Regions from separate parts of the Homo sapiens genome. Here region 2 is linked to region 1. Evidence: chromatin contacts called from ENCODE Hi-C or POLR2A ChIA-PET data. All regions are on one chromosome and are shown on one strand. Each heading gives the region's core, a stretch centred on a gene start or an enhancer-like site at or near the end of the contact. The rest is flanking DNA. Distances are from core to core; before and after follow the strand shown.

Region 1 (3,696 bases), core at 665-3,164:
GTGTGCGTGTGTGTGCGCGTGTGTGTGCATGTGTGTTTATGTGTTGTCCTTATCTTTGGATCATTGTTCTTTTGTTGCCTTGTCCTCGTCTATCAAGACAATAATCTGATTCTGTTGTTAGTTTGGTATGCATGTTGATGTATAGATTGGAGATAGGAAATTATGACAGATAGCTGACATAATTTGTTTAATTGGATTACCAAGAAAATCTGTTGAGAAAGATTGGTTAGATTCAAAAATTACAACTTTTTGAAGTACTAGTATAAAATAGTATTTTTAAAAATTTTTTGAGAAGTCCTCTTCTGAAGATCGTAAGAGCAGAAATCCTTCACTTTGATTTCCAATTAATTGAAGGGGCATATAATCCTTGAAATTCAGACACAATCTATGGATAGAAGAATGAGGAGAACCCTAATTTTAACCTAATTAAATTGTGTTTTTGTTTCACTCTTGCCACCTGCCTTAATGGGAAGGATGTCAAGATAAAGACAAAAGTTATGAAAAAATAAAGGCATATTTTCTACATCTGAATTTGTGATTGATTATATGATTTGTAGTCTAAGTTAATACATAAATAAAATTGAATTCCTTCTAAATGATATATGATCTTTCTGGATCAAGAGGCTGAGGTGAGTGGCTTTCTTTTGAAGAGTACATTTCAAGGTTTAGACTGAGAAAGGTATTCATGTTACACTACTCTGAGACATCGCTTTGTGGATCACAGATATCCCACTTCATTAAGGTAGAACAACAGAAAAAAATGTGACTAAACCAATATGATTCTGAGAAAACTCATGTCACTTCTTTCTTCTCTACTTTTGTTTTCTCTTTCTATGCCTTATATGCTTAAGACCTTTTTTTATATTTCCCCAAATAAACTTATATAATAATATATATCTGCTTTAACGTGTCTGGGATGATTCATATTAAGAAAAAAACAGAGATCTCAATGTATTAGAAATTTCTGTGAAATTCTTCTTTAGCTTGGACACATCACATTATGTCATAGAAACTTGAAAAGTCTATGAGCCATAATTTTAATGTCACAGCACAATTCTATAACTGGTAGTGCAATTTACGCAGAATCAGATTACATATGTACAGGGAGTTAATCTATTAAGGTTAAAACTAAAATCTATCTTTTAATAAAATAAATTACACATTTGTATTGCACAATGCACATTTACCTTAAGGTATTCGGAAAATAAAACAATAAAATCAATATAAATTATGTGAGAATTCAGTAGCAAAATACTCAGACCCCTTGTGGAATCATATTGCATCTATTAGTTTGAGCCAATAAAAAACACTGGTTTATAGTGTTCATAGTGCGTATATTCCTCCCACTATGGTTGCATTGTGCATGGGAGGCAGAGAAATATTCTTGAACGGCTAAGTAGCAGCTGTAGCTTTCTTCAAATTGGTTTCTGAAGATCCTTTTCTCTTTGAAGTTGTCTTTAGTAACAGTCCTGGCACTGTCAATGAGTCTGTCCAGCCCCAAGTGTCTATTCCTGTTTGTTCATGGGCGTGGGAGAGGTCTGAGTCACTGAAGGGTGTGTCCCCCACTTTCTTGTAGATACTTGAAAAGGAGCCATGCACACTGGTGCCCAGAGGCAAAGGCAGAACACCTGGAGGACTCACGTGGAACTTACGTAACCCACCCCCTCCAAAAAAAAAAAACGAAAAGTGCAAACCAGTTTATCTCAAAAGGAAATGTTTCTTGCCTCTCTTTCATTAATTTCCAGTTGTTTTTTTTGTTTGACTAGTGGCTAAGAATCTCAGTTCACTTCTCCTATGTTCCAGAAATTAACTTCTCTTATTTTTCTGTTGGTCAGTTTCTATTTAGAGTCCTAACTGAACCAAAGTAGTAGAGATAAATCTCAGTCTTTTGGGATTTTTTCACCCCAATGTTTCTGAGGCTGAGTGTAAATTTTGCCTACTCCTGTGGGGTAGTAAGAGTTCTGGGTATGACCATCTGGTGTTTGGTCATAAACTTGCACAGGTGGTCACTGAGGCAGCTCTTACTCCAGTCATGGTCACCTGGGAGTTTCAGACCAGGAGTTTCCATGTTAATTTTATGGTTTACTTACATAGTAGCTAAGAAGCACTGAGAGGCAAAGTTGCTTAAATGGGATGGGAGCTGGGCAATAAGAACAAATCAAACACCAGAAAAGAAAAAAAAGTGTTACAGAATGTTTGTGTGTATTACAATCTCATGCTTTTGGGGAGAAAAACTAATTTCTTCCCCATCTTCCCAGGTGCCCATACTAAATCCTGTGGTCTGTCTGTTCTCTGGAAGGTAAAATGTTGCGCAGCCAACAGACAGGGACAGAAGCTCCTGGGGAGGGTCTCTTGAAACTCAACAAAGCACAGTCTGGGAGAAAGAACATCTTATATAGAGGCAAATGTGATCATTTTTAAGTAGATTTGATGCTGCTACTTTTTTGGTGAATTTATTTTAGAGCAGAGGCTAGTATTTTAGTGCAAGCCACTCTCAATCATGAATATAAAAAGTCTAGGCAAGGACTCCCTAAAGATGTTCAGTGGTGTTACGCAGAACGTGTTCTGGCACAGGAATGTAGCATGTTATTTTCAGCAGACATTACCCTCCAGAATGGATTCTATTTTAGACAGCATGCTGACTAACGCATAGAGCAGTTTGACAGAAACATGGATCCATTTAGACAGTTCAGATCTGAACAACAACAGATTTTCAACTCGTTTCAAATTTTTAGAAGGTTTTACCCTTTTGAGTATAGTAGAATTATGCTTGGATTTATAAATTTTTATCCAGAAGGTATTTTCCAGCTTAAATAAAATTAAACAATTTTAATTTTTCCAAAGCAAAGTTAAACTAATTTTTAAAATTATTTCATTAAAATTATTTTAATAGGAATTACTTTCTGCTTATATTTTACAATAAAAATTGAATCATTTGATTAATTGGCCCCTTATATAAAATTAAACCATTTATAGTATTTGCATTGTCAGTTTTCTTTGTGACCATTTATGCTAGCCAATTTTTATAGCTGTAAATTTTTGCCAAGAAGATATGATGCTTCCACAGATAACAAGTATTTGTACATACTGTTATACTTATTATCAGATCTATTTTTGCTTTATCTCATTTGATGTTCCTTTTAAAAATACTCATTTTGAATTTGATAGAAGACTGATAATCATATTTGTTTCTGAGTAAAGCCTGAACAAGTCCTTTCAGATATTCTAGGATTTCATTCCCAAGTAAAGGGATGCATGAAAAGTCCTCATTTCAGTGAAAGAAGCCAGACACACAAGGCCACATATGTACGATTTCATTTATATGAATGTCCAGAGTAGGCAAATCCATAGAGACAGAAAAGATATCAGTGGTTGCCAGGGGATAATGCAGGGAGGGGAAGAGGAGAATGACTGCTTAAAAGGTTTCCTCTTGGGGTGATGAAAATGTTCCAGAACTAGATAGTGGTAACAGTTTCACAACATTTTAAATGTACTAAAGTCACTGAATTATACACTTTAAAATGGTGAAAATGATGAATTTTAACCATTCATAGCCATGTTTTATGAATTTTACCATTTTTTAAGTAAAGGGAAAAGAAGGTTCTGAGATTCAAACCTTTGCAATCAAAATAAACTGTCGAATACAGAAGCCCGTAAACATGTTCTGAATACTATTTAATTTTTCTGCCCATGAAA
Region 2 (3,696 bases), core at 335-2,834, 290 kb after region 1:
AATTGCACTTGTGAAGTAAATAACAATGCTTGGATTGTGCCCTTTCCTGCTCCAAAGCTGTTTGCAGTTGTACCAACAAGTTGATAGGTACGATTTGACCTCTGGCTCACAAGTTTGAAAACAAATGGCCCGTGCACATTTCAGACAATTATTTCTTTAGAACAATTTATGTTGGTCCCAGCTTTTACGTAAGTATTCTATAAAAGAAAGGTGTTACGTAGTATAATGTTTCTACAGAAATCTTTAACTCTTTAAAAGTTGGAAAGAAAAGTTATGTCTTCAAATAAGTTATTTTTAATTTTTCAAAGAAAATGCTTCGTGATTATTTATTTGACTTTGCACAGTCTAAATTGAAAACTGAAACAAGTCTTTTTACTTAGAAAAAAAGAATTATCAATTCTTTGAATAGATCTAATAATACTGAATAGACCTAATGTTTTAGAACTATATCTATCTGTGCTTTCACAGAGCCAAGTTTGTGAGATAGACACAACACTAATTAATATTTCTCTTATTCTTTTAAAATGGGAAAAGTAATAAAGATATTAGCCAATTATGTTTCTTATTGCTCTCCTTATGTTCTCAGACATTTAGCTGTCCCTAATTTAGCCTTCTCTCCTGCCTGCTTGCTTACAAACTCCCAAGTTCATATTTTAAGCAATTTCAATCAGGACAGATTAATAAATCCCAGCCTATTCATGGGAATTAACTAATTCAGAATGAATCTTTCCTAATTGTTTTGTGTTCACATGGGTGTTTGCTTTGGCCCCTCTCCAAGCCTCCAGCCAAGGGAGAACATTGTCTCACCACACCCAACTAAAAACAGAGTCAAGGAATGATTCCTTTGGTGAAAGCGTCACTGAATAAGCAGTTTTAGCTTGGTGCGTGTGTGTGTGTTTTTTAAAAGGAGATCTGTTTGTAGATTGTCAACAAAGCAGTTTCCACATAGAAGAATACCAATTCCTATTGTTGCTTTTTTTCCTAGCAATAACATTCTGAAATTTGCAATCTTTAGCACCAAGTTTTTAAAATCCTAAATGACATGTTGTTTTTTCCTGTATGAAAGTTTTCTTAAAAAGCAAATTGTAATTATTTTCTCAATCGTTTTCTTTTTGTTTTTCACCTCTACCCTTCCAAAATAACATAATTTCTGATAGTGTCATCTTTTAAATTTTAAAAGCGCATTCCTGAGTTAGCTCTTTCTTTTCAGAAGGCAAACATTGGTGCTCCAGTATAAAAACTAAAAGGTGCTGACACTATTATGGCACAGAACTTTTTACATAGTTTCTTGCCCTTCTGCATATGAAAGTCCAGAATTAGTTATTACATGGTTGGATCTGGGGACTGTGTCTGAGCCCACCAGAGAAGCCTGGTCCAAGCTTCCCATATCAGGGATCTCTTAATTTTTGAAGAATAATGCAGATTGGGTGCTTATAAAAAAAAAAAAAAAAAGAGAAATATGCCCATGAGCTGAATTGATATTCTAGAGAAAAATGGAGAGGCTTTCATAGAGAAATGAGGAAGTGCTAGTGAGGTTTTAGAGCCTCTGGTTCCTCTCCAAATCTACATCCAGGAAGTATCACCACCACTTTCCAAGGTGATGAATCAGACAATCCACTCCTCTCAGGAGCGGTTTCTGCAGTGGTGGCTGGCAAAGCACTTAGCTTGAGGGTTCATAAACACTTTTTGAAAATGGTAGTGATGACAGGCTCGGTGGTCTTTTGCCATAAGGCTTATGGGAGAAGGATTTTAGTCGTAGGGTTTTAAATAAATGCCACTGATAAGAGCTCAATGAGATAAAAAATATGTGTAGATGTAAGAACACAAACAGAAATTTGAAAACATCTTTGTCTTCCACAAGGTCATAAGAATCATAAGAATTTACTTTTGACCCAGAAAGTGAATGACTGACTTCCTTTCATGGTATGTTAATGCTGACCTAAGATAAAATATATAAACATCAAATAAGTATGTCATGTGTATGCTTTCAGAGTGTGGAGGAGGTGTCTGATCCTGCAACATAAATGTTCTGGTGGTATTTACCAAGTAACCTCTCATTTGGAAAAATAAAAACTTATCTGTCTCTTATTTTCTAAAAATTCTCCCCATTTTATAATGTTCTCCAGTTAAGAAAACTAGGTCTCTTTAACTCCTTTAGGGGACACCAAAAGCCAAATCAAACTAGGTAAGTTTCTGCTTTATTTTTCACAGCACAAATTTAAATATTGCCAAGTCTCATAAACCACGCCCTGTTTGTGAATGAATCTCAGGGAACATTTCAAAAACAACAGAGCAGACCTTTTGATTTTCCTTATCCACATTCTTTATTCTTCTCTTATTTCATATCCCTTTTTTGTACTTTCTTGATTAAAAAGAGAAACATAAACATTCTGTTCTAACACCTCCAATCCAATCTATATAAATGATGCTACCTGACTGCACTTCGCAATACTTAGTAAACTGTGCTCCCACGTTGCTCTGTATTTGTTTTTTATGTTTTTATATTTATTTTTTATATTGCTGTATTTATTTTTTATATTGCTTTTCACTATTCGGGAAACAATCCACAAGCATTTACTAAGCACATTCCACCTATTTAGTCTCTAGTATTAATTTCCTCCTTCTTGGAAAACTTAAGTTACACTGTGAAGGGCTCTGTGAAAGATGAGAAGGTTCTAACCCCTTTCTCCTGGAAGCTAACGTGTGCATGCGTGCACGTGTGTATAAAAGAGCAGGGTGAGTACATGAGGGATATATGTATAAACAATCAACTGCACTTCAAGTCAGAATGAGGAAAGTGATCACAGTATTTTAGATGTGTCTCTTCTGATTGTAAGACACATACCCACAAGGTCTGTGAAGCAGGCAGCTTGAGAGGAAGAAGATGGGCAGAGAATGAGGAGGAGGAGGCATTCTCTCCTGAGGCAGGGGAGTGATGGGCAAGTGCCCTGCGTGAGGGAGCTGAGCTGCCTGCGTAGGTGATTTAGTGCATGCCTATTTGCCTTAATCTCTAGGACATCGAATGTGTCCATGAGATGGCCTCTGATATGGCTTGGATGTTTGCCCTTGCCGAATCTCATGTTCAGTTGTAATCCTCAATGTTGAAGGTGGGGCCTGGTGGGAGGTAACTGGATCACGGGGCTGGTTTCTCATGGTTTAACACCATCCCCTTTTGGTGCTGCCATCGAGATAGTGAGTTCTCATGAGATCTAATTGTTTAAAAGCGTGTGGCACCTCCTCCCTCTCTCTCTTGCTTGTACTCCTTCCATGTGATGGGTGTGCTCCCCCTTTGCCTTCTGTCATGGTTGTAAGTTTCCTGAGGCCTCCCCAGAAGCTGAGCAGATGCCAGCATTATGCTTGCTGTACAGCCTGTGGAACCATGAGCCAATTAAACCTCTTTATTTTCATATATAAATTACCCAGTCTCAGGTATTTCTTTATAGCGATGCAAGAAGGAGCTAATACAACCTTGATGACCACACAGGATGCTCAAGTTAATACATTGTAATATACACATCGTCCTGAATGAGTGGGTTTTCTTTCATCTCTGTCAGAATGTAGCGTCTCATTCAAACACTATTTTCTTTGTAGTCAAAAGTGTCCCATTGAGTTTAGACCTTAGGGAGATAATGTTTTGAACCTGGTTTGAGCCTTAAATTTCATGTGCTTTTAGGTCTTCAGTTTTTTAAACAAAAA

Evidence for each region. A loop is a pair of places that touch in the nucleus more often than their neighbours do. ChIA-PET counts read pairs that join two places held with the same protein, here RNA polymerase II (POLR2A). Pooled maps may share reads with other maps.
Region 2: a map of Right ventricle myocardium inferior shows a loop between it and region 1 (2.8-fold over the local background). The contact joins two enhancer-like sites. A Hi-C loop is called at or near these places in 2 of 168 maps with a recorded cell type or tissue (HCT116 and Right ventricle myocardium inferior), 2 of 37 single-sample maps with no recorded cell type and 6 of 50 pooled maps. POLR2A ChIA-PET finds 5 or more read pairs at or near these places in 1 of 52 experiments (H1).

What each region holds. Positions count from the first base shown.
Region 1 is chr18:30,986,062-30,989,757 of GRCh38, forward strand. DSC3 (desmocollin 3) reads right to left here. Exons shown (of 16, transcript NM_001941.5): 16 at 3,304-3,696. Among named protein-coding and RNA genes, the nearest start is that of DSC3, 55 kb to the right of the region's middle. Within about 2 kb of position 1,915, at least 2 of the 41 ENCODE cell types and tissues checked have a DNase peak (open chromatin) inside an H3K27ac peak, as active enhancers do.
Region 2 is chr18:31,274,332-31,278,027 of GRCh38, forward strand. No RefSeq gene overlaps it. Among named protein-coding and RNA genes, the nearest start is that of DSG1, 42 kb to the right of the region's middle. Within about 2 kb of position 1,585, at least 12 of the 41 ENCODE cell types and tissues checked have a DNase peak (open chromatin) inside an H3K27ac peak, as active enhancers do.